Regions from separate parts of the Homo sapiens genome. Here region 2 is linked to region 1. A link is an interaction called in ENCODE POLR2A ChIA-PET data of the cell type or tissue named here. Cell type or tissue: Panc1. All regions are shown on one strand. Each heading gives the region's core, and the rest is flanking DNA. Links, peaks and the distances in the headings are about the cores only.

What was found. ChIA-PET counts read pairs that join two places held together with the same protein. Peaks named below come from ENCODE experiments on the same cell type or tissue, not always from the same donor. Only the 100,000 strongest peaks of a DNase experiment are listed, where the experiment ranks them.
Region 2: POLR2A ChIA-PET joins it to region 1 with 11 read pairs; 6 of 35 experiments call an interaction of 5 or more read pairs at or near these places.

What each region holds. Positions count from the first base shown.
Region 1 is chr2:64,834,658-64,847,138 of GRCh38, forward strand. LINC01800 (long intergenic non-protein coding RNA 1800) reads right to left here. Exons shown (of 5, transcript NR_110224.1): 5 at 11,473-12,481. Among named protein-coding and RNA genes, the nearest start is that of LINC01800, 23 kb to the right of the region's middle. RefSeq lists enhancers at 3,689-4,888, 5,465-5,514. In Panc1, for the core only: no CTCF peak of the experiment used is centred there; a DNase peak (open chromatin) is centred at 4,314; H3K27ac peaks cover 1,042 bases.
Region 2 is chr2:64,717,857-64,730,337 of GRCh38, forward strand. No RefSeq gene overlaps it. Among named protein-coding and RNA genes, the nearest start is that of SERTAD2, 70 kb to the left of the region's middle. In Panc1, for the core only: no CTCF peak of the experiment used is centred there; no DNase peak of the experiment used is centred there; H3K4me3 peaks cover 478 bases; H3K27ac peaks cover 1,106 bases.

The DNA.
Region 1 (12,481 bases), core at 3,865-8,864:
GAAAGGCCATGGAACTAGAGCTTCCAATGAGTTCACTAGAGAATGGACTTAATGGGGAAAAAGGATTTCAAGAGACAGGAGAAAAGCAATGAGGATGATTTGGGCTGCGAGTAACAGAAAACCCTGACTCCAACTAGCTTAAATGATACAGAAATGTATTATATCACATAATAGAATGGGTAGGTTTCAGGGTGGTTGATTCAGTGGCTCAACAATATAATCAGATAATCATGTTCTTTTCATCTCTCTGCTTGGCTACCTTAATTGGTGACTGTATCTTCAGTCTAGTGGCAAAACGGCCACCTCCAGATATGACAATGTCCAGAGTAAAAATAAAAATCATCTTGCCTGGTTCATGTCAAAGGGGGCGGGGAAAGAAAAGACCATCTCTTTCTTGAGTTCCTCTTAGGAACAAGGACATTTTTTTCAGGAGTCCCCTAGTGGACTTCCCATCAGCTCTCATGGGCTAGAAGTGAGTCATACTCATTCTAGCACCAGCCATTGGCAAGATAGACCAATCAGACCCACTCTGGAGCATGGGGTGGGACCGGCTTTTCTTTCTTTTTTTTTTTTTTTTTGAGACAGAGCCTCACTCTGTCATCCAGGCTGGAGTGCAGTGGCGTGATCTTGGCTCACTGCAGCCTCTGCCTCCTAGGTTCCAGCGATTCTCCTGCCTCAACCTCCCTGGTAGCTGGGATTACAGGCATGTGCGACTACACCTGGCTAATTTTTGTATTTTTAATAGAGACGGGGTTTCACCACATTGGCCAAGCTGGGCTCGAACTCCTGACCTCAGGCGATCGGCCTCCTCGGCCTCCCAAAGCGCTGAGATTACAGGCATGAGCCACCGCAGGGTGGGGCCGGCTTTTCTTAGGGCACATGGCAGAATAGTGGGGGAGTAGATCTTGAACAACATTGGAGTTCTGTTAGAAAGGAGTCAGGAATTGTTGCTGAGTGTAAAGTAAACAGTGTTCATCACAGAGGCAACACTGAGCAACTGGGATGTGAACACTATCATAAAAACTATTCAATTTTAGTTTTTTACCTGCTCAAATTGTTCATTTGTTCTCTGCTGCCTATGGGATACATTACATAATTATTAGTTCTAACCAATATTGAGGTAAACCTCTGTCATTTCTTCATAAAACTCCTCTGCTCTGGCCAAGCAGGTCAAGTCTAGAACACACCTTGTATTTTCAAACCTCCTTGACTTTCCCTGTTCTTGGAATGTCTACCCATCTCCCCGCTGCCCCACCTTCTAATAGATAGCCAGATCCTACCCATCCATCAGGCGCTGACCCAAACCCAATTGCTTAGTCTATAACCACATTATATTAATGCCCCAGAGAAGCTTCAAGACCTTCCAGCCCAGGATCATCTCTCTTCAGGCATCTCCCTGCGTAGTTGCAGCTCCTTGAGAGCGGATCCTGTTTTACACTTCTCAGGGGTCCTCTCCACTCCCAACACAATGACTGATGCACACAACGGATGCTCACTAAGTACTTGCTGACTGGCAGGTTAATCAATAAATGCTCACAGACTGAGGAGTGAGTATAACCACCCGCTTTTGAAGCTGCAGACTGGCTCTCAGGAGAAAAAGTCCAGAGGAAGGATGGGAGGGAGTCTGGCTCTGAAACACAGAGGCGCTGCTGGGCAACCCTGGGATGTCCAAGTGGGAGACAAGAGAGATGACAAAAAGCTGAAAGGCACATAAATGACCACCCTCAAACGGACAGGTTAAATGACGTACGATAACCCATTGACTGTCTTCTAAGATGCACGTTTAGTATCATCTCTGCTGGGCGAGTGCTGTTGCTCCATCCCCATCATAGGCAATTGTTATCCCAACCTTTAAGGTAGGGATCCCTGGTGGGGAGGGAAATGAGCAAAGATCCTTGGAAGGTGCCCTCCCTGCAAAAGTCGCCCTTCTCTGTCCTGGGAGGAGTGGGAGGGGAGGGAGAGGAGAGGTTTTTATTCTTAAAGGCAGCTCAGCCTCCAGAGGTCTGCCGTTCCCTGGATAATACTAGATTTACAAAGAGCCTGAAAGATCCCCAGGATTCGGGATCAACTCTGAGTTTCACAAGTGTTTATTTTGAGGGATTAGCCGTCCTGGGCAGGCCTGTTTGTCTAATGGTTAATCAACCAGTCAGCAAACATTTATTGAGGGCCTGCTTACTGGGCACCAAAACAAGCATAGGAGAGAGTCCCCTATTTTGAGGCATTCAGAAGGGTAATTGAGGCCCTGAAGTTAACTAACACCTGCAACAACTAGCAAATGATATGACATCATAACGTGTGCCTCAGACTGCCCTGGTCTTCCCGGCACCACCCCCTCCAAATTCTACTCAGACTTCACCACCCTGGCCCCTGGGGTACAAGCGTGGTTCAGGCTAAGCCAGAGTCCCTCGCTGAGATGTTACCTCTAAAGCCATCAGCCAGGAGAGGAAAAGTGGCTTCCATTGGTTACAAGGTTGTAAGGGGAGAACTAGGAGTGCCCCAAGGCCATATTCTGGCCTTAGTGGGCAGCCAGCTTGAGAGAAAGAAAGAGAAAACCATGCTGAAGAAAGCCAGGCAGGGACAGATGGACAGATAGAGTTTAAGTCGCTGGCCTGCCAGGGCTCCCCAGGGCCAGCTCTAGTGTGGCACTTTCCTCAGAGCAGTTACATGAGACAATATAGTCCCTCCCTTTTCCTTTTAGCTAGGGTGGGTCCTGTCCCCACCTGTGTAGGCAGAGGAGCCCTGAGCAATGAGCACACTGCACTTATTCAGCGGCAGCTGAAGTGATTCAGGAGGATGGCCTTGAAGGTTGTGGAGGAGAGAGAGCATCCAGGGCGAAGACGACGACGTGAAAGAAGGCTCTAGGGGCTGGGCATTGTGACTCACGCCTGTAATCCCAGCAGTTTGGGAGGCTGAGGTGGGTGGATCACTTGAAGTCAGGAGTTCGTGAACAGCCTGGCCAACATGGTGAAACCCTGTCTCTACTAAAAAAAGAAAAATTAGCCGGGTGTGGTGGGCGCCTGTAACCCCAGCACTTTGGGAGGCTGAGGTGGGTGGATCACTTGAAGTCAGGAGTTCGTGAACAGCCTGATCAACATGGTGAAACCCTGTCTCTACTAAAAACACAAAAATTAGCCGGGTGTGGTGGTGGGTGCCTGTAATCCCAGCTACTCAGGAGACTGAGGCAGGAGGATCACTTGAACCGGGGAGGCAGAGGTTGCAGAGAGTTGAGATCGCGCCACTGCACTCCAGCCTGGGCAAAGAGAGCGAGATTCCATCTCAAAAAAAAAAAAAAAAAAAGAAAAAAAAGAAAAGAAAAGAAGGGAAAGGGAGGAAAGGGAAAGGAAAAGGAAGCAGGCTCTAGGGACATGACAGCCCTGGAGGGTGGGTCTGACGGTCGGGAGTGCATGTGGAGGCTGGGAGCAAGCTGGGCAGAGTGCCCTGGGTGAATCTGCTCTCCAGGGGTTCCTGGGAGCTTTGGCTTCTGCCTGACTTCTGGGTTTAGCAGGAGCCCACACTGACGGTCCCCGGACGCACACACAGGCCTCCAGCACACTTCCTCTCCATTTATTATATAAAGCAGAACTGGCACTGCACACTCAGACTATGCTGTAGGTACCCAGGGATGCCATCCTGGAGCAGGCTTTAGTTAATGTTTACATTTTGTCCACATTCCCCTCCAACCCATTCTACTCTCCTCTTCTTCCCGCTAACCCTCGGCTTTTCTTATTCTTCCCCATTTTTTTTTTTTTTTTTTTTAGAATCAACACCTCCCTCTGTCACCCAGGCTGGAAGTGCAATGGTGTGATCATAGCTCACTGCAACCTCAAACTCCTGGCCTCAAGCCATCCGCCTACCTCAGCTCCCAAGTAGCTTGGGATTACAGGTGTGAGCCACATCACTGTGCTCCCCATTGTTAATATGTTGAGACTCTTACTCTGGGAGGAGGAGTGGCAACTAAAGGACCCCAAATCTCTACTTCTTGGGACCTGTATTTGACACTCCATCCAGCAGCTTCTGAATTTCACACCTGATAAAAGCAGGGGTTCTGGATGTTCTCACGGCAACCCCAATTTACACCCAAGAAGGGGCCTTCTGGGTGGCCACCTGGATCCTGGGTGCTTTTCCCTGGGCAGTGTTTATGCCAAAGGCCTGCTTGCAGCCTGGATCTGCTGTGCCCTGAGCCCGCCCTCCTCCCCTCCGCGCCCCACCCCACCCCAGAAGAGCCTCTGCTCTTCCTGCCCTTCTCCTTCCTGCTGCGCCAAGGTGGAGCCCAGCTGCCTCCGCACCCAGCCCTCTGTGACTCAGTGGAAGCCAGTGGCCACTTCCCCCTCCCACCCACCCACACTCACATTCCAACGGCCAGCTCACTTGCTTCTTGGCACTCAAACTGCACCCACCAGGCCTCTGACTAAATAGTCATCTCTTTACGGGACAATTTATGACCAGGGCCAGCCCAGTATGGGAAGAGGTCACGTGTATCTTACCCTCTGAGCACACTCCTTTTGCTCCACAGCTAATGACTGACCTCTGTGGATCTTTCCTTCTGGCCCCTGGCTGACCTGGGGCATTTTATTTAGGAGAACTAGAGTCTTAGCCTTTAGTGTTGTACCTAACACAGTGCTGACTCAATGCATCTTTGAATAAAAGAGGTTTAAAAAAAAATTACTGGCCAGGTGCTGTGGCTCACGCCTGTAATCCCAGCACTTTGGGAGGCTGAGGCGGGTGGATCACCTGAGCTCAGGAGTTCGAGATCAGCCTGGCCAACATGGAGAAACCCCATCTCTACTAAAAGTACAAAAAGATTAGCTGGGCGTGGTGGTGGGAGCCTGTAATCCCAGCTACTTGGGAGGCTGAGGCAGAAGAATTGCTTGAACCTGAGGAGCAGAGGTTGCAGTGAGCTGAGATCATGCCACTGCACTCTAGCCTGGGTGACAGAGCAGGTCTCCATCTCCAAAAAAAAAAAAAAAATTACAAATAAATAGAGAGTAATTCCCCAGGACCTGACAGATCCTACTATTTTGGTAAGGACTCAAGGACTCATTTAGGCCACACCTGGGAAGTTGGGTGGTTTAAAGTGGAGTTAGTGACACCTGGGTTGAAGCCCCAGCTCTGCCGCTCTAAGATCTCAAGCACATTTTATGACCCACCTAAGCCTCCATTCCTCACCTGTGTACTGGGGATGATATCGTGTATTTCATCAATTCTAGGATGTGCAGCTTTTTGCATCTTAATCTCTCTGAAATTGGGCTATGTCTTACAGTTGATATGGGGGTAGGAGATGGTGTATTCCCACTCCTAGATCGACTGTAGTGCCTCTAGGAGTGCCCTGCCAGAGAAGCCCACACTCCACCTCCTGAGCCAGGGTGGCCATATGACTTGTCCTGGCCAATGGAGTGTGAAGCAAGCAACATCTATCACATCCGGGCTGCACTTTCAAAGGCAACTGTCGTTCAGCTCATGCTCCTTTTCATCCACGTCAGCAGCCAGCAAAGTTCCAGATGGAGGCTGTTTCGTGGGCCCTGTCCCACAGTAAAGAGGATGTAGAGCTGAGCTGCAGCTGGTGGGCATTGAACAGAAGCATAAACCTTTCTTCTTTAGCCATTGAGATTGGGGTTCTGTGTTTTGACAGCACAGTCTAGCATATCCTGACTGGTATTTCATGCTCCAGTTAATTGACAGATTCCTTTTTCTTTCTTAATACATAGTGGTGTAACTCACAATTGTTGGTATTGTTGATTCAATGAAACACGGTAGTGCCTCTTACAGACTAATGTAGGTAAATCACTTAGCACAATGCCTGGCCCACAGTAAGTGTTCCATTCATGTTAGCCATTGTTCTATTTCTAGCCCTCTGCATGTAGCCAATGTTTAATACATGCTTGGAGGATGATACTGATGACACATGAGATCAGAACCCCCCTTAGATCCCTTGTGGCATGAGAAAGAGTATCGTAAAAGACAAAATTACAACAAATTTAGTTTAAAGATCTCAACAAGCTTTGTTGCAATTCTAAAATTGGGCAACACTTCGTTCCATAAAACAGAATAAGTGTCCAATGAACTGAGGAGAAGAGGCTGGCTTTACAGACAGAAAAGGCTGAAGAAAGCAAAAACAAAGAACAAAAAGCAGATTGATCATTTCAAAGTTACTTGCCTTGTAAGGCGGGACAGGGAGATGGAAGAGTAGAAAAATCACTGATCAGTGAACCTTGTGTTACTTCGGGCTAACTTTTGCATGTAAGGATTAAGGCAGAGGAAACTTCATTATCGTGCCAACTGAAGATTGAAACTGGCCTGTTTGGAAAATTGGCTGTTACCTTATTTCTCAGAAGGTCAGATAACTTAGTTTTAGTCTGGTGAAATGGAATTTTGGCATGCGTGACTCTAATTTTTTTTTTTTTTGAGACGGAGTTTCGTTCTTGTTGCCCAGGTTGGAGTGCAACGGCACACTCTCAGCTCACTGCAGCCTCCGCTTCCTGGGTTCAAGTGATTCTCCTGCCTCAGTCTCCCAAGTAGCTGGGATTACAAGCATGCACCACCACGCCCAGCTTGTAGAGATGAGATTTCTCCATGTTGGTCAGGCTGGTCTGGAACTCTTGACCTCAGGTGATCTGCCCGCCTCAGCCTCCCAAAGTGCTGGGATTACAGGTGTGAGCCACCGCGCCCAGCCAGCGTGACTCTATTTTTAGTCTTGTCTGTTGGGGCCTAGTGCAGGAGCTTAGTCCAAAACAATGGCCTCCTGCAATTTTTATTTAACAGTATAGATAAGTTCAAGTAAATAAAGTGGCATTGGCACTTGATTTTGGAGGCTCTTTGAGGGTATAGGTGTTTCTGATGCCCTTTCTGAAAGCTTTTTCAGGGGCTACTCGTTTAGGTAGGTAACTAAGAAAGCTGAGTTTTTATTCATATTAGTTAACAGTTTATTGCCTAGGATATGAGAAAGAGGAAGAAACAACTCAAGTGTGATGTGGCAAGTTTTTGGTGCAACAGAATAAAGAAACCACAGTCTCTTAGAGCAAAATATAAGCATCTTGAATTTTTGCAGAATCAAGTATGGGCCACAGATCCTGCTCTGAAGATACCATACTTCCAGCTAATTCTTGACCTTCTGTGTTAAACCCCGTGCTCTGGAACAAATCTCTCCAGGAATTTTATAGCCAGCCCCTGCAGACCCAAAAGTAGGGAGAGTGTTCTACATGCTGGGCTGGGCTCAGGTGCTGTGAGGGCAGACTTGCCAGAGCCACTTCCCATCCCTTTGGCATCCTCTCCCCTGAACCTCATATTACCTGTCTGTCTCCTCCTTTACTTCCTCCACTTGGGAAGATGACAAAAGTAATTTATCCTAAAGTATTATTGGTGTATGCATTACTTAAAGGGGAACCTAGAAAATGAAAAAGGAAATCACAGGACTGTATGTTAGGTTATGTTAGGGATCTGTTACGTTTCTCATCTCTGCTACCTGCGTCCACCTCAATCTTTTCTCTCAGCAGACAGCTCTCTTCACTCAGCTGTCAGCTTGCACATGGTCTCATAAAATGGCTGCCCTAAAATGGTGGCCCCCGCACCTCGTGACTATGTGACTTTCAAGTCTAGCACCAACTAGCTAGACTTTCTGTGGCCTCCAGTTCCTGAGAGGGAGGATCTGGCTTCATGTAGCCTACAGATGATTCCACTGGGGTCAGTTGACCATATCTGGCTCAGTCAGTCATGGTGCTGCTACTATTGGGCCAGTTAGTTTCTCTTAAAGACCAGGATGTTTGGTGTATTACGCAGGATTTGTTGAGCTGCATGTGGCAGAATATTCAAAACAATAGCAGCTTAAAAATACAAATTTCTGGCCGGGTGTGGTGGCTCATGCCTGTAATCCCAGCACTTTGGGAGGCTGAGGTGGGTGGATCACCTGAGGTCAGGAGTTTGAGACAAGCCTGGCCAACATGGTGAAACTCCATTTCTACTAAAAATACAAAAATACAAAAATCAGCCGGGTGTGGTGGCAGGCCCCTGTAATCACAGCTACTCGGGAGGCTGAGGCCAGAGAATTGCTTGAACCCAGGAGACGGAGGTTGCAGTGAGCAGAGACTCCGCCACTGCACTCCAGCCTGGGTGACAAGAGTGAAACTCCATCTCTCTCTCTCTCTCTCTCTCTAACATATAAACATATATTATATGTAACATATAAACATATATTATATGTAACATATAAACATATATTATATGTAACATATAAACATATATTATATGTAACATATAAACATATTATATGTAACATATAATATATAATATATAAACATATATTTTATATATTATATGTTACATATAATATATAATATATAAACATATATTATATATTATATGTAACATATAATATATAATATATAAACATATATTTTATATATAATATATAAACATATTTTATATATAATATATAAACATATTTTATATATAATATATAAACATATATTTTATATATAATATATAAACATATTTTATATATAATATATAAACATATATTTTATATAATATATAAACATATAATATATATAATATATAAAAGTATATAATATAAATATATATAATATAAACATATATAATATAAATATATATAAAATATAAACATATGTAATATATAAACATATATTATATATAATATATAAACATATATTATACGTACAATATATAAACATATATTGTACGTACAATATATAAACATATATTATACGTACAATATATAAACATATATTATACGTACAATATATAAACATATATTATACGTACAATATATAAACATATATTATACGTACAATATATAAACATATATTATACGTACAATATATAAACATATATTATACGTACAATATATAAACATATATTATACGTACAATATATAAACATATATTATACGTACAATATATAAACATATATTATACGTACAATAAACATATATTATACGTACAATATATAAACATATATTATACGTACAATATATAAACATATATTATACGTACAATATATAAACATATATTGTACGTACAATATATAAACATATATTATATGTATAATATATAAACATATAATATATAATATATATTATATATATGTTTATTATATATGTTTATATATTATATATAACATATATTATTATATTATATATGTTTATATATTATATATTATATAATATATATGTTTATATATTATATATTATATAATATATATGTTTATATATTATATATTATATAATATATATGTTTATATATTATATATTATATAATATATATGTTTATATATTATATATTATATAATATATATGTTTATATATTATATATTATATAATATATATGTTTATATATTATATATTATATAATATATATGTTTATATATTATATATTATATAATATATATGTTTATATATTATATAAATAATAAACTTACATATTTTATTAAGTATAATATATAAATATAATATAACTTACATATTATATTTTATATATATATAAACATAAATTTTTTTCTTTCTCATATAAGAGGCGAGCAGTCCAGGACTGGTACAGTGGCCCCTTGATCACTATCTGGGTATGCAGCTTCTATCCTCAAGGTCACCTCATGATCCAAGATGGCTGCTGAAGTTCCAGTCGTTACATCACATGGAGTTGCAGGCTGGAAGGAGGAAAGAAAGACAAAAGCTCCTCCACTCCCTGCTGTCATCTCCCATGAAGCCCCCAGAACACTTGCACTTGTCTCATTGCTAGGACCTAGTCACATAGGTTGTGCACACTTAGCTCTAAGAAAGTCTGAGAAATGAAGGGTTTTTTTTTAGCAAGACACATTGTCACCCAGAATATAATCAGGGTCCTTCCACCAAAACAAAGAATGGAGAATGGGTATTGAGGGATGCTCAGAGTCTAAGCCAGAGTTGGGAGGAAATAACAGACACTTCCAATTATGTTTTAATGCATTCTTTTTCTATAAGAAGGCCATGTCACTTTGGAAATTTAAAACATAAGTAAAAAAACCATTTTGGAAAAAATAAGAGAAATTCTGGAAAAGAGAGATCAGCACTTACCCTATAGGAATAATTTCTGAAAGTGGAATTTCAGGCATCAGAGAGATGGTGTTTTAGAAGAGGGAGTAGAAACCCTGCCAGAGCCCTCAAGTCAATGCACACGAACACATGGGGCTAGGGCACACTACCTATGGGGTAACCCTACTCCACAAAGAGCAGTTAAAAAAAAAAAAAAAAGCCTATTCAGGTTGAGAGAGTTCTGTAGGTGTGGATGTTCATCCTTTCCTATGCTTGAAGCCAAATATATGTTTTAATACATGCTAGTTTTGGCCAGGTGCAGTGGCAGATTACATGCCCGTAATCTCAGCACTTTAGGAGGCCGAGGCAGGAGGATTGCTTGAGCTCAGGAATTCAAGACCAGCCTGGGCAAAATAGGGAGACCTCATCTCTACAAAAAAATTAAAAAATTAGCCGGGTATGGTGGCACACACCTGTAGTCCCAGTTACTTGGGAGGCTGAGGTGGGAGGATCATTTGGGCCCAGGAGGTCGAGGCTGCAGTGAGCCATGATTGCACCACTGCACTCCAGCTTGGGTAACAGAGTGAGACCCTGTCTTAAAAAAAAACCCAAACAAAAACATACAAACAAACAAACAAAAAAACGCATGCTAATCTCCATATCTGTCTACACTTTTCTTCTCCTCTTCACAATGTCACTCACAGAGGGGAAACATGAAGTTTGCCATCCACTCAAATGCAGTTCTTTCTCCTCACCACAATCACTCCCTATGCAACTACCTGAGAACTCTTTCAAAAATGCAAGGCAAGCGTATTCCTCCACTGTTTAAACCCTTCTCAGATTCCCTGACCAAGGCAGGCAAACTCCCTCCTCATGGGGCCCCTTCCCTAATTTCCAGTCCTGCTTTCTGTCAGCTCCTCTGTGTCTTCCTCCTCCCCAGAGCCTCCAAGAAGCTTCTGCTCTCTGGGATGCCCTTCCCTCCATTGTCTATGTAGCAAACTCCTACTTTCCCTTCAATGGCCCACTCAAAGGCACCTCCTCTGTGAACCCTTCCTTGATTGCCTACAGGCATGGGCCTTTTTTTTTCTTTCTTTTGTGTTCCTGTGACACTTCATGACCATCTCTGCCAGCAGGTCTGTCTTTTCCATTAGAGCATGAACTCTTCCAGAGTAGAAACTAGGCTTTATTTTTGTCTGTGCCTCAATGCCAAGCACAGAGCCTGGGATGAACTAGGTACCCAGTGTAAGGCAGTTATAAGGCAATAGAGCATAGTGGTTAAGAGCATAAACTCTGGTGCTACCCCACCTGACTTCGAGGCCAGGCTCTGCCACCTACTTAACAGCTATATGCCTCAGTTTCCCCACTTGTAAAATGGGGATAAAGATACTTCCTACCCCATAAGTTTCTGTTGAAGACTCAATGAAGGAATATATGCAAAGGGTTCGTCACTCATTACATGAAAGCCATCATCTTTATTACTTCTGAATACAATGCTAGTGCAGCAGAAGGGGCACCTGGAACCCCGCCCCTCACCAGCTCAAGGGCTTTGGTCAGACAAGACTACCTCTCTGACATATGTAGGTTGATATTATTCTAAAATATGTTGTGCATTTCATCTTCCTGGAGAAACTCAGGGAAGTTACAAAATACCATCTCTTTGCTTGAAGGATCTTGCATAATTCCTTGGCCCTAGTCCATTTGTAGGGAGCACATTTAGTAACCCTAACAGAGTGTTGGAAAAGGCTTGCCTGGAAAGGGTTAACCACAGAGCTTTAGAAGGAGTTGGGCTCTGGGGAAAGAGAGATTTCTAGGGATGGTGGAAGATGAGGCCTCCCTGCCCTCTGGGACCCTGGGAGGCGTCACCATGGTGATGCAGAGTGTAGGTCCGCTTTGCATGTATTTGGGGCTTTTTGTTTCTTCAGTTCTGGTGAGGGTCAGTTGAACTAGATTATGGAGAAATGAGGTACAGAGAAAGGGAAATGCTTTCTCCAGCCAGGGTAGCATGGGAAGTTATTGGAAAAGCAAGGACTAGAACTTATTAGTTAACTTATTAATTAACCAATATTTATAGACCCCACTCTATGCCAGGCCCAATTCTAGGTATGGAGGACTTGGCAGAGAGCATGGCAGACAGTGTCTCTGGTCTAATGAGCACAGCAGGCAGGAATCAAGGAAGCAAATAAATATGTGCCATATTTCACTGATCCTAAGATGTCCCTCCCTTTTTTCACATTTTAAAATCTCTGAAATCAAGGTGGATGCATCTTACAATCAGTGATATGTCTTGAGAGCATTTTCTTCTCTCATAGTGATATGTAAAATAATGCTATACCTTACAACTGATGGCATCTGAGATTTAATAAGATATAGTCATACAATTCAAGTGATGGCATTCTCACCTCCTTAACACTGATTTATTTTCCATCCAAGCAACTTACAGTAGAAACCCCTGCCTGAAATGGA
Region 2 (12,481 bases), core at 2,933-7,932, 120 kb before region 1:
TGGCTGTGTATCAGTTACCTGAGGTGCTTCTGAGTCTCACCCCTTAGAGATTCACATTTGAGGGACTAGGGCAGGCCCCTTAATGCACAGTATTAATAGTCTAGGCCTGAATTTAGGGTTCTAACAATGAGTAAGTGGTTCAGCTGCAGGAAGAATACACCCATTCCCACTTTTTAGAATTCTCCTCCCCATTTCCCAGGTCCATATGATGTTATAAATCTCCTGAGTTCCCCATCCTGACCTGCCTTTTTCCCTAACATCTCCATGCTAAAAGTTCCCAACTGTCCCACTCCTCTCAAAATGTCAGTGCCTCCAGGGAGTAAAGTTCTAGTTGATATTTGAAATAAAGCACATAAATCATAAAAATAATTTATGATATATAGATCATTTAAAAACTTTCAGTTTGCATATACATTAAGAGCTACTGTCTAGTAAGAGCTTAGTACGTCTTTGGCATGGGGTCATGTACACTGTATGTATACAGATCTTCATTTAATCCTTAGAGTAACCCTGGGAGGTAGGTACAATCATCCCCATTCACAGAAGACAAAATAGACTTGACAGGCGAGGTGAACCAACCTGCCCAAAGGTCACACCACTGGGAGGTAGTAACGCCCAATTTCAAGTCTGAAGTGTCAGACTCCAAAGCTCATGCTCTTAACCTTTTTGACATATGTTAAAGAAGACGCTTGTTACCCTAAACTTGTTACTCTGTTCAGTGGCACTTGACAAGGATAAATAAGAAAAACTCCAACAGCAAGCAAGAGGGCAGGAAAGCACCACAATAGGTCCAGATGGGCTCTGTTCCTGGGATCTGCTCCCCTGGTTACAGTTTCCATAACTTTTCCTCCTTCCTCTGCTCTGACCCTCTCATTCTCTACAAGCACTGACAATGCCTTCTGTGGCAGCAGCATCTGGGCCTGGTTAGATGGGGAAAACTGGGGCAAGAGCAGCAGCCATTTGTATGTAGGGGAGGCTTATAATTAGAGACTGCCCTATTTGAAATGCATCAGGAAAATTGCAATTAGCAGATTCATTTATTAGATTTCTGTTATATTTCACTTGTGAAACACTTGGATTAAGACCTTATGCCTTACAAATAATATCCTGCCAGGATTTAGTGAGAAAAGTATTTACTGAATCGGGATTCTGTATTGTGAAATACAGGGTCTATAATGTTCAAAAACGTTTTTATTTATTCAGAGACACCAACATCAACAAAAGTAAATCTTATTTTTTAAAAAAGATTAGCCTGGACAAACTATATAAAGAGCCTCAATTTATTTTCTAATTACCTCATTCTTTTGCCAGATATTCTTAGCTGCTTTTGCAAGGATTTTACGTGTCCATTTAAATCAGAGTGAGTTCTGTGAGGACGCCATCCCACATACACAACAGAGCCCGGGCAATCTTTGCTAATCTGTTGCAACCAAGCTAGAATAATTCTTTCCTCTTACTGCATACACTCTTGCATACCACCCAGGCCCCGAGTGGGTGAACCAATGACAAGGAACAGGAAGATATTCCTGTTGGGAGATCAGGTACATCTCAAAGTTAATCGCTTTTATCCACAGCCCAACTACACCGCTTTCCAGTCATCTTGACAGCTGATAAATGGAGAATTAACATGCCTCTCACTTATAGCACCGGGGTTCATGCTGACAACTATGCTTAGTAGCAGAGATGCACACCTCAACGGACTCCATTTCTAACAGACAAAACTGAAATTTAATTTAGTCTTTGTGGTCTCCTAAATGTTCTCATTTCAAGTCTCAGAATGTAAAGAAGCACAGCAGATGATGCCAACACATATATAGGGCAGACCAAAGACAAGAGAGCTTGGCTTGCTGCATGATGACCCACGAGGCAGGGACAAAAAGGTCCTCATTTTGATGGCTATCCTGAATTGCTTACAATTAAACCAGCTTTGTGGGAAAAGCAAATTCTAAGAGTCATGAACTAGACTAGTTCTGGCTTTGCTACTGAATTAGTTATATGTAAGTCACTGATATTTTCTATGCCTCAATCTTCTTATCTATAAAATGGAAGTATTAGTACCTGTTATGCCTAATTCATAGCGTTGAAGAGAGAAAATGAGACAACTGAAGCGAATGTGTTCCTAAAATTCTAAAGGCATGACCATAAGCCATTTAATACAGCAGGGCCAAAATCTTACTATATTTTATTTTACTTACAAAGCCACCATAGTTTTATGACTTAGTAACAGCAAAGTTATTAAGCAAGTTAGAAATGGTTTTATTCTACACTTTGCGTTCTTACTCGTCACTCTTCATTTTGTTCCCCTTCCAGAAAATAATGATGGTGGGAATTGCTTCTATGGTAAGGTTGCTAAATCTCAAGTAACTAAGCACAATATAAAGCTGCCGATTTTTTAAAAATGTACTCCAGTCGGGTGCGGTGGCTCACGCCTGTAATCCCAGCACTTTGAGAGGCTGAGGCAGGTGGATTGCTTGAGGTCAAGAGTTAGAGACCAGCCTGGCCAACATGGTGAAACCCCGTCCCTACTAAAATACAAAAATTAGCTGGGAATGGTGGCAGGCACCTGTAATCCCAGCTACTAGGGAGGCTGAGGCAGGAGAACTGCTTGAACCCAGGAGGCAGGGGTTGCAGTGAGTCAAGATTGTACTGCTGCACTCCAGCCTGGGCAAACAGAGCAAGACTCTGTCTTAAAAAAAAAAAAAGTACTCTACATAATTTTCACTGCCTTAATCATGTCAGTAACTATGAGGGGGAAACTGCACATAAGAGTACTTAAATTCCTACCTCACTTAAAATATAACCAAAGGAAACACAGCCCAAAAAGCAGAAAAGGTTCAACAAATAAATCCTGCATACAGCATAAAGAGGGAAGTATCAGAAATGGTTCTTTCCGTCTCAACACCGTCTGCATCACAAAACCAGAGGCTAACAATGCAGTTTACAAAACTTAAGAGTCAAGGCTGTGTGAGAAAATTAATTTTTAAAAAACCTTAAAAGTATAACAGACTTTTAGAAAAGTATATAAATATAAATGACTGATTGACATCGTCTAGAACAAATGCCCCTACCCAGGTCAGTACTGCAAAACTCCCTCCCTCCCAGCCACACACCCTCCTGGATCAGGGCCCCTGCTTCCCATCCCGTTGGAGTGCATATACTCCCGGTGTACAAGAGCTGGGCATGCCCTAGGGCTTCCAAAGTGTGGTCTTGTGGGGAGGGGAGCAGGACCCCTGGGAATCTCCAGACCCTTTCAGAGAGTCCACAAAGTTAAAACTATTTTCATTCTAGTTCTAAGATATTCTTTGCCTCTGTCACTGTTGACATCTGGGCTGGAAGAACTGCTAGTGCCTTGGCATGAACAAAGGCAGTACTAGCAGTCATTGTATTTCTCTCCTCTACACACTAAAGAAAATATGCCAGTTTCACTTTAAAATGTCCTTGGTGAGGCAGAAGAAATATTACTTAAATCTCTACCCGTGAATATATGTCTTTTTAATATTCTGTGTGACAAAATGGGAGAGCACACACAAAGCCCTTCTGCCGCACACCGAGGTAGGAAGTTTGCCTGGAGGAAAAAAGCACTGGGGCGGTTGTTTGCTTTTGAGCTGACATAGTTGCTTTTATCACAGAACACCATTTCTACCTGAAGGAATGACAGTCAGACAAACTATGGTTATTCCAGTGTGAGTATCTGGCAGACAAGTGAACCTATCACTTGAAGAAAAATAACCGACAGGCTGGATATGGTGTCTCACACTTGTAATCCCAGTGTTTTGGGAGGCTGACACAGAAGGATCGCTTGAGGTCAGAAGCACAAGACCAGCCTGGCAACATAGTGGGACCCTGTCTCTACAAAAAAAATTTTTTTTAATTAGCTCAATGTGATGGCGTGTGCCTGTAGTCCCAGCTACTCAGGAGGCTGAGACAGAAGGATGGCTGAGCCCAGGAGTTTGAGGTTTACAGTGAGCTACGATCACACCACTGCACTCCAGCCTGGGTGACAGAGCAAGTCCCTGTATCTAAAAAATTAAAAAGTTAAATAAAAAAATAAAGCTGGAAACCAACTGACAGTTGGTGCCAGTGAAATTCAGGCTTTCAAGTGAAAATTAATTTTGGAAAACATGTCTGCCACTACGAGCTTGACAGTTTCCTAATACTTAAATACTTTTTTAGTAAAAAGCTATAGAAATGATCCCTGAAAGTATAGCTTTACTAAACACTTTCCTAATGAGATCAGTGGTAAAGTTACAGAATGTGATATTTTAATATTGTATAATGAACTGTGTCAACAATGGAAAGATCTACATAACTCAGTAAACTAATGTTTCCAAATAATCAATGTATGATATTACAAAATCATACATAAGTAAAAACCTACTCAGCATGCAAGGTAAACCAAATATTTTAATGTAATAAATATTAAAAGTTCACTGATATGGATTCAGATTTCACACTGCCACCAACCTTTCAAACTACCATTTGTCAAAGTTTTAATTAAGTATCAAAAAGGAATATCTACAATTATTTAAAAGGTTATGAAAATACTCCTCCTTTTTCCAAACTACATAGCTGTGTGAGGCCACATTTTCTTTATATGCTTCAAACAAAACAACACATCACAACTGCTTGAATGCAAAAGCAGATGTGACAATCCAGCTGTCTTTTATTAAGCCAGACAGTAAACTGATTTACAAAACTGTAAAACAATGCCACTCTTTCTACTAATTTTTTTATGTTTTGGTAAAATGGTATTTTTCTTTCAAAAATTGTTATTTATATTAACACATAATAGGTTTTTAAATGAATAATATTTTTAAATGTCTCCATTTTGTACTATGGTAGATATCAACAGATATTATCCATATAAACAAAAGTTCTTTGAGGTCCTCAGTAATTTTTAAAAGTGTAGAGGAGATCAAGTGTCAAGTGAGATCAAAGGTATGAGGAACTGCTGCTTTAGGGTATAAACCTAGGAGTAAAACTGCTGGATCACAGGGTATCTTATCTCCAGCTGTATGAGACACTGGTAAACATGGTTGTACCAGTCTACACTCCCACCAGTAGTTATTTATATATTCTGAATATGGGTCGTTTGTCTCTTGTGTTCTACATACTTTTCCCAATCTGTCTTTGAGTGAATAGAAGCTCGTCAACAGAAGTCAAACTTATCAGTCTTTTCCTTAATGGTCAGTCTTGTTTATGAAATCTTTCTCTATCCCTAACTCTATATTCCTAATATAGAGTTTTTTCTAAAAGTTTTATTTTAGAAGAATGAGTCACGGAATCATTTAGGTGGGCTACAATCAGCATTTTTAAAATATAAACTACCTTTGAATATAACAGAAAATAGCAGAATGCTTTGCACATAGTGAGGATGAGTATCATTTCAAGGAAATGTATTGCTTTGCATTTCATAGTTAGATCCCTGCTACTACTTACTTATTAGTTATTAAGGATCTCTTTGGGCTTCCAACTATGGCAAGGAACTCTGCCACTCTTCTCTGCATTTTCATGTCACATTCAGAAGTCATCCTGTACTACTGTTACTAAGTTTCCATCTGAATCTTCAAGAGACAGAAGGTTATAGGTTCAAATGTTTCAACAGAAAATTAAAAACTGGAGACCTTAGAGTTCCCCACCCCGCCGCCTTTTTTTTTTTTTTTTTTTTTGAGACGGAGTCTCACTCTGTCGCCCAGGCTGGAGTGCAGTGGCGCGATCTCAACTCACTGCAAGCTCCACCTCCCAGGTTCACGCCATTCTCCTGCCTCAGCCTCCCGAGTACCTGGGACTACAGGTGCCCGCCACGACACCCGGCTAATTTTTTGTATTTTTTAGTAGAGACGGGGTTTCATCGTGTTAGCCAGGATGATCTCGATCTCCTGACCTTGTGACCTGCCCACCTCGGCCCCCCAAAGTGCTGGGATTACACGTGTGAGCCACTGCGCCTGGCCAGAGTTTTTCAACTGATTCCTGGATAGGTAAAGATATCATCCATCCTTTTACAATATCACAATGATCACGAATACTGCCACAATAAAGCTTTCAAGAAAGCTGTATTGATGTTTTGTTTTAAGAGAGAACTGAAAGCACTTTCGGACATTTTCTAGGTCCACAGAATTTCACTATTTCTCAGCAAAAGGTAAATCCAAAACAAAGAGGAGGGAAGCTGATAGCACAGGGCACTTGTTCTAACTTGCTTGACTTTATAAAGGGCTGAGGAGAGGCTCCAGAACATTCCTCAGTAGGAAAGCTGCTGCCATCTCCACCGTGGGAACTGGGAAGGACATTCACGTCACATATTTGTCACCCTTGAGTCCCTAGTATCTTTCTAGAATGTAAGTTATTCCTTCAAGACTCAACAAATATCTATACCCAAATATCTACTGACACATGAACTTACCTGATACTTTTAATGTCTTGTGCAGTATTTTTCAAACTACAGATCATTATACACTGAGTCATGAGATCATTTAGATGAGTTACAGTCAGAATTTTTTAAAAATGAACTACCTTTGAATATAATAGAAAATAGCAGAATGCCTTGTACATAGTAAGGATGAGTATTGTTTCAAGAAAATTTTTCTCAATCAAACCTGTGTCTATATGTGTGTCTCAATGTAAAATACATTTCTTACTGTGGGTTTCTGTCCAAACATTTGAAAGGCACTAGTTGGGCACACTGTACTGAGCATACATGCTGGGTAATTTTCTGCCCAGCAACTATCTCTTATCCAGGGAAATAGCCACCCAGCCACTTATAGTCATATAGGCAAACACACGTGTCACCATATTTCTATGTGACCCTCACCTCATGAGTTACTTGCTTACAATTTTTTTTAACTTGGCAGTCACAGAACTTTTCAGTAACAGAAGCTATAGGATAAATTGCTGGTGGCCATGTTTCCAGCCATACGGAGAAATGTCTGCTCTGAGAAGGAATGGAATAAACATGCAGAAAGAGGCAGAGATGAAAGATGGAGATAATTCTGGCCCTACTGAGGCCAGTTGCATTACTGCTCTTCCCACAGTTTGGTGGCCCAATTCTTTCCTAGATCCTGTAAGCCAGTAAGTCCCCATTTTCCACTAAGTTACTTTCATAGGCTTCTGATGCTTTCAATCAAATATATATGCAACGCCTGTTTTTGTCTAAAGACTTGGGGGCTGAAGTGATGAACTGAAAATTTCAATCCCAATAAATAATAAACACATTATTGTCCTAAAATTCATGAACCTCCCTGTCCTCACCACACTCCATTTATCATGGAAAAGGGAAAACTGGAACAATTCATTAAAAGCTACAAATATAAAAAGATTATTGCCGGCCGGGTGCGGTGGCTCACGCATGTAATCCTAGCACTTTGGGAGGCCAAGGTGGGCGGATCATGAAATCAAGAGATCTAGACCATCCTGGCCAACATGGTGAAACTCCGTCGCTACTAAAAATATAAAAATTAGCTGGGCATGGTGGCACGTGCCTGTAGTCCCAGACACTCGGGAGGCTGAGGCAGGAGAATCACTTGAACCTGGGAGGCGGAGGTTGCAGTGAGCCAAGATCGTGCCACTGCACTCCAGCCTGGCGACAGAGCAAAACTCCGTCCAAAAAAAAAAAAAAAAAATTATTGCTGAAATTCAACTGTCATCTTCACTACTATAATGAAATAAAAAATATTTTGGGGTAAACATGGTAAGTGGAGGTGGAATCCTCAAACCTTCTTTGGCAAAGTTCATGTATGCACTATTTATAATATTTTACTTCTGTCTCTGGCCTGATTTAAAGCCAGTGAGACACATTATGGTAGTTAGGTACTGCACAATCCTTTATCAATAGAGTGTCTTTATTTTTTAAAAACTAACCCAAAATTGGCCAGGCGCATGGTTCACGCCTGTAATCCTAGCACTTTGGGAGGCCAATGCAGGCAGATCACCTGAGGTCAGGAGTTCGAGACCAGCCTGATCTCTACTAAAAATACAAAAATTAGCTGGGCATGGTGGTGGGTGCCTGTAATCCCAGCTTCTCGGGAGGCTGAGGCAGGAGAATTGCTTGATACCGGGAGGTGGAGGTTGCAGTGAGCCGAGATCACACCATTGCATGCACCTGGGCAACAAGAGCGAAACTCCGTCTCAAAAAAAAAAAAAAAAAATACCCTACCCAAAACCATTCGATACTATTGAGTTCTTAGGCCCTGGAGAACTAACTGAGGGCAAAATCACCTGATTATAGCCAAATACTGCTGACTGAGAGGCAGAAACCTGAGTAAATGAAAAGAGGTTGACTAAAAGGCAAAAATGGAAGCTAAGTATGATCCACGCAAAGCAAGCAGGATACTGAATGCGTTTTTATAAGTTAAAGAGAAACTCATCCCTCTAAGAATGTAACACAGCTTCCTCCCATACCTGCTTTATTGGAGACTAGTTTGCCCTTGAAATTTACAATCCAGCTGCCTTTGTGTATATCTGAATATTTCAAGCAGAGTACTGTGAAAACTGACCCACTTATACAATGCAGTTTGTTTAGTTTGGGAAGCAACTATTGAGAAAGACAAACTTAATTCTGGTGCAAATTAGGTCTGTAAAGGCATTCTGTGAGTGTTCATTGGCAAAGTGATCTCTTTCATATAATGGCACTTGTAATTATTCTGATCAATTTTGCATTCCCTATCAATTCATCTTGACTTGGAGACAGCCCAAATTATCAGGGGTGCATTCAGAAAGGCTCTCCAGGTTGTCGGCTGATCAGTGCTGAGGGAAGGCCATGAAACATGTGGCTTGCTCACCATCAGCTCTTTGAAAATGTATTTTAAGGAGTTCAAAGTTATTAGCAGAGCTTTTATAATAAGATATGAGTAATATGGGATTTTCTAAGTTAAAACTTTTAGGGGCAAGACCTAAAGAGAAACTTGGTGCTAACAATCACAGTTTGATTTGCTTTTAATCTTATACTTCAGCTTCTCAGGGATGGGTGGCATTATTCCAAAAGTTCCAAAGTGGCCACAGTTGCTATTTTTCTACAAATAGGAGGTCATATAAGAACATATAAGAAAGGGCTTCTTCATAAATGTTTCCAGATGACCAAGACCAAATTTGGATTATCTATGACATTCTTAGTCTTTTAAATGGCTGAAGACTTAGCACTAGGTGCATTTTCTCCTGGATTAAGTCTCTCCCACTAGATCCAAAAGTCCTCCAGAGCTGGTTCCACACAGGGCTTTGCACAGAGTAGATACTCAGGAATATCTGCTAGAATCTCAAGTCAAATTAGCTCTTGAGACAAGAACTGTACCTCTGTTGAAGGAGGTGTACTTTAACAGAAAGAACACAATGGTCTGAGTTTGAGGAAGTGGGCCCTAGTCTTTGCAATTAACTGGAGTTTCACTTTCCTTATGAAGGGCTTTACTCTAGATTTAGATATATACACATATTTGAACCAAATGGTCCCTAAGGTTCATTCAGCATGGTTCTAAGTAAGAAATAACAAGGCTCCTCTTTTATTCAATTATTGACTTCAAAGTCAATCAAGAAGCTACCCTTTGACGGTACATATGTTCTTATTGTGAGTAACATGGAATGGCCACTGAGGAAGATTTTTAGACGGTGATTTTCTGTGTAAATATGAGAATGACAGGGAAGACAGGAAGCTAGATGCTATCAAAGTGCTGGTTGCATGGTGGAGGGAATACTGGAGCAGGATGGCTCTAATGACTACTAGCTGTATGCCCTTGGACAAGCTGTAAACTCTCAGAAGTCTGTTTCCTCATTTGTAAAATGGGAGACAATACCTCACAAGGTGGTTGTGGCTGTGGGTGTTAAATAGGATAATGCTCATGAGAGCACTTACAAACTGCAAGGCACCATACAAATACAGATGGTATTATTCCTTGTACCAACCTGCCAAAAACGGTTTTTTCAACAAACTCTGAAGTATTAAAATAAAAAGCTAATGTTTTCCCGAAGAACTAAAATTGAAATTCTTTGTTTTCTGCTCATATTATATCTAGGTGTGGAGTGGACAGCAAGACAACTTAAGAGTTAAAATCTAAGCCCAGCGTGGCTCTCCAGCTGGTCTACCACTGACTTCGGTTATCTAACATCTGGCCTCTGCCCTTACTACTATTAGTTTACAATTACAAACAACCTCAGGCAGTGCTGAGAAACTCCATTGCCTGTTAGATGATAAGCTGGGGCACTTTAGGAATTGTTTTGCTTTGTTTTGTTTTTAACTTAAATTTGGTTTGGGCAGACCCCCTGCTGCCATTCCTGTAAGAATAGGTGTGGGTTTCCCCAAGGGCAGTGTTGGGGAAGACCCGGACTGGCATGCATGCTGCACTGGCTGATTTCTGCACTGCATTCCACAAGGTGCCCACAGCACTGCAAGGGCTGCCCTCTGCTTGAGCTCCTGCATGGCTGCTCCCTGCATGAGTAGCTTACGTGCGGCACGGCTGCTCCTTGCATGGGCAGCTCCAGCAAGGCCAGCACAATGCATTGCACGGGCCGCTCTCTGCACGCACCACTCCACGCTCACAGCAGCCCCAGACTTTGAGACTTTAACTGCAGAACAGAAGTGAGAGGCTTCGGCTGGCAGCTGTTAGTTGCTCCTTATTCTTTGTCACTCACAGAAAAAAGAGAAAGATGGTAAGAAGGCAGTGACTTGTTTTCTTTGTTTCTTCATAAATGGAGGCTTTAAGAATATTCTATAGGCCGGGCGCGGTGGCTCACGCCTGTAATCCCAGCACTTTGGGAGGCCGAGGCGGGCGGATCACGAGGTCAGGAGATCGAGACCATCCCGGCTAAAACGGTGAAACCCCGTCTCTACTAAAAATACAAAAAAATTAGCCGGGCGTAGTGGCGGGCGCCTGTAGTCCCAGCTACTTGGGAGGCTGAGGCAGGAGAATGGCGTGAACCCGGGAGGCGGAGCTTGCAGTGAGCCGAGATCCCGCCACTGCACTCCAGCCTGGGTGACAGAGCGAGACTCCGTCTCAAAAAAAAAAAAAAAAAGAATATTCTATATACTTTATTCCTTCAGCCTGCTGTAATTTTAGTATCATCGTTTAAAGGCAAAACATTTTTTCCATTTAATGCAATAAAATGCAAAATAAATAGCCCTTTTAGATTGTTTTACTTTATTCAGTAAGATACATTTCTTTCACCCAAAATTTTTTTTTTTTTTTTTTTTTGAGACGAAGTCTTGCTCAGTCGCCTAGGCTGGAGTGCAGTGGTGCAATCTTGGCTCACTGCAACCTCCGCCTCCCAGGTTCAAGTGATTCTCCTGCCTCAGCCTCCCGAGTAGCTGGGACTACAGACACACGCCACCAGGCCCAGCTAATTTTTGTATTTTTAGTAGAAGCGGGGTTTCACCATGTTGGCCAGGCTGGTGTCGAACTCCTGACCTCAGGTGATCCTCCTGCTTCGGCCCCCCAAAGTGCTAGGATTACAGGCGTGAGCCACCGCGCCCAGCCCAAATGTACTTTTTCTCTTGGGTATATTTTAGTCAACTATTGTATAGATGCTAGCTTACTGAGGTTGCTAAATAATTAACTTCTGATTATCACAGCTTTATTTAAAACTCTTTTTTTTGAGTGCTTGCTATCTGCCAAAGTACATTTTAAAAAGCCGTTTATTTTTTAAAACTACATTTGCTTTAATGTATAGGATGTTAATACATTTTCAGTCTAGGGTAAACTAAAATCAACATAAATTTGTATTCCCTAAACATACACCTCCCAGGTGAGCTGCTCCAAGTTCCGGGCATTCAGCAGAGAAGGTCCACATACTTCACTATGGATAATCCACAGATATCTAAGCACTCTTCCTGCCTATTCTTAATGTCACCCTGAAAAACTAACTTAGTCACAAACAGAAAACCAAGAGCTACCTACAGCCTGAAGTATTCCCAAATCATATATGCAACTATATAAATCATGGAAGGTAATAGTTCTTTTTCTACTTTTTGTAACTGCCTGAAAATAAACCAGAAGTGGGCACATGAGAAAAGACAACTATTTCATATAACAAATAAGTTATATTTTCACCAGTGGCTATTCAACTTTCTCCTCCTCCCCCAATAAAATTCTGATTTCTAACTAATAGAGCAGTCCTTTCATGTTGGTTTTGTCTCTTCCAGTTAACAACACAAAAGAATTACGACGATTCATCCTCTCAATTTTATGTAGCTTTCAGAAGCCAAATGAGCAACAGGATCATCTTGTTAATAAATCTTTCCAATTAAGTTGTGAGTGTAGGCTTATGTTAGATTTTTCAAAGGCTCTCTCAGAAGCAGAGGAGTGGGTTACCTTATTGTCTAGGAGTTCCCAAATGCAGAAAGAGTGTATCTGATGTTAATGCACAGATGTCTTGACTGGGGAAAAAAAGAAAACTCATAAATCATCACCCCACACATTTTAGATGGGAGAGGAAATAGCAGAATGGAACAATTAACAATTACTATTCTACAGAAATTATTTAATATAGTGGAAAGAGAGACAAG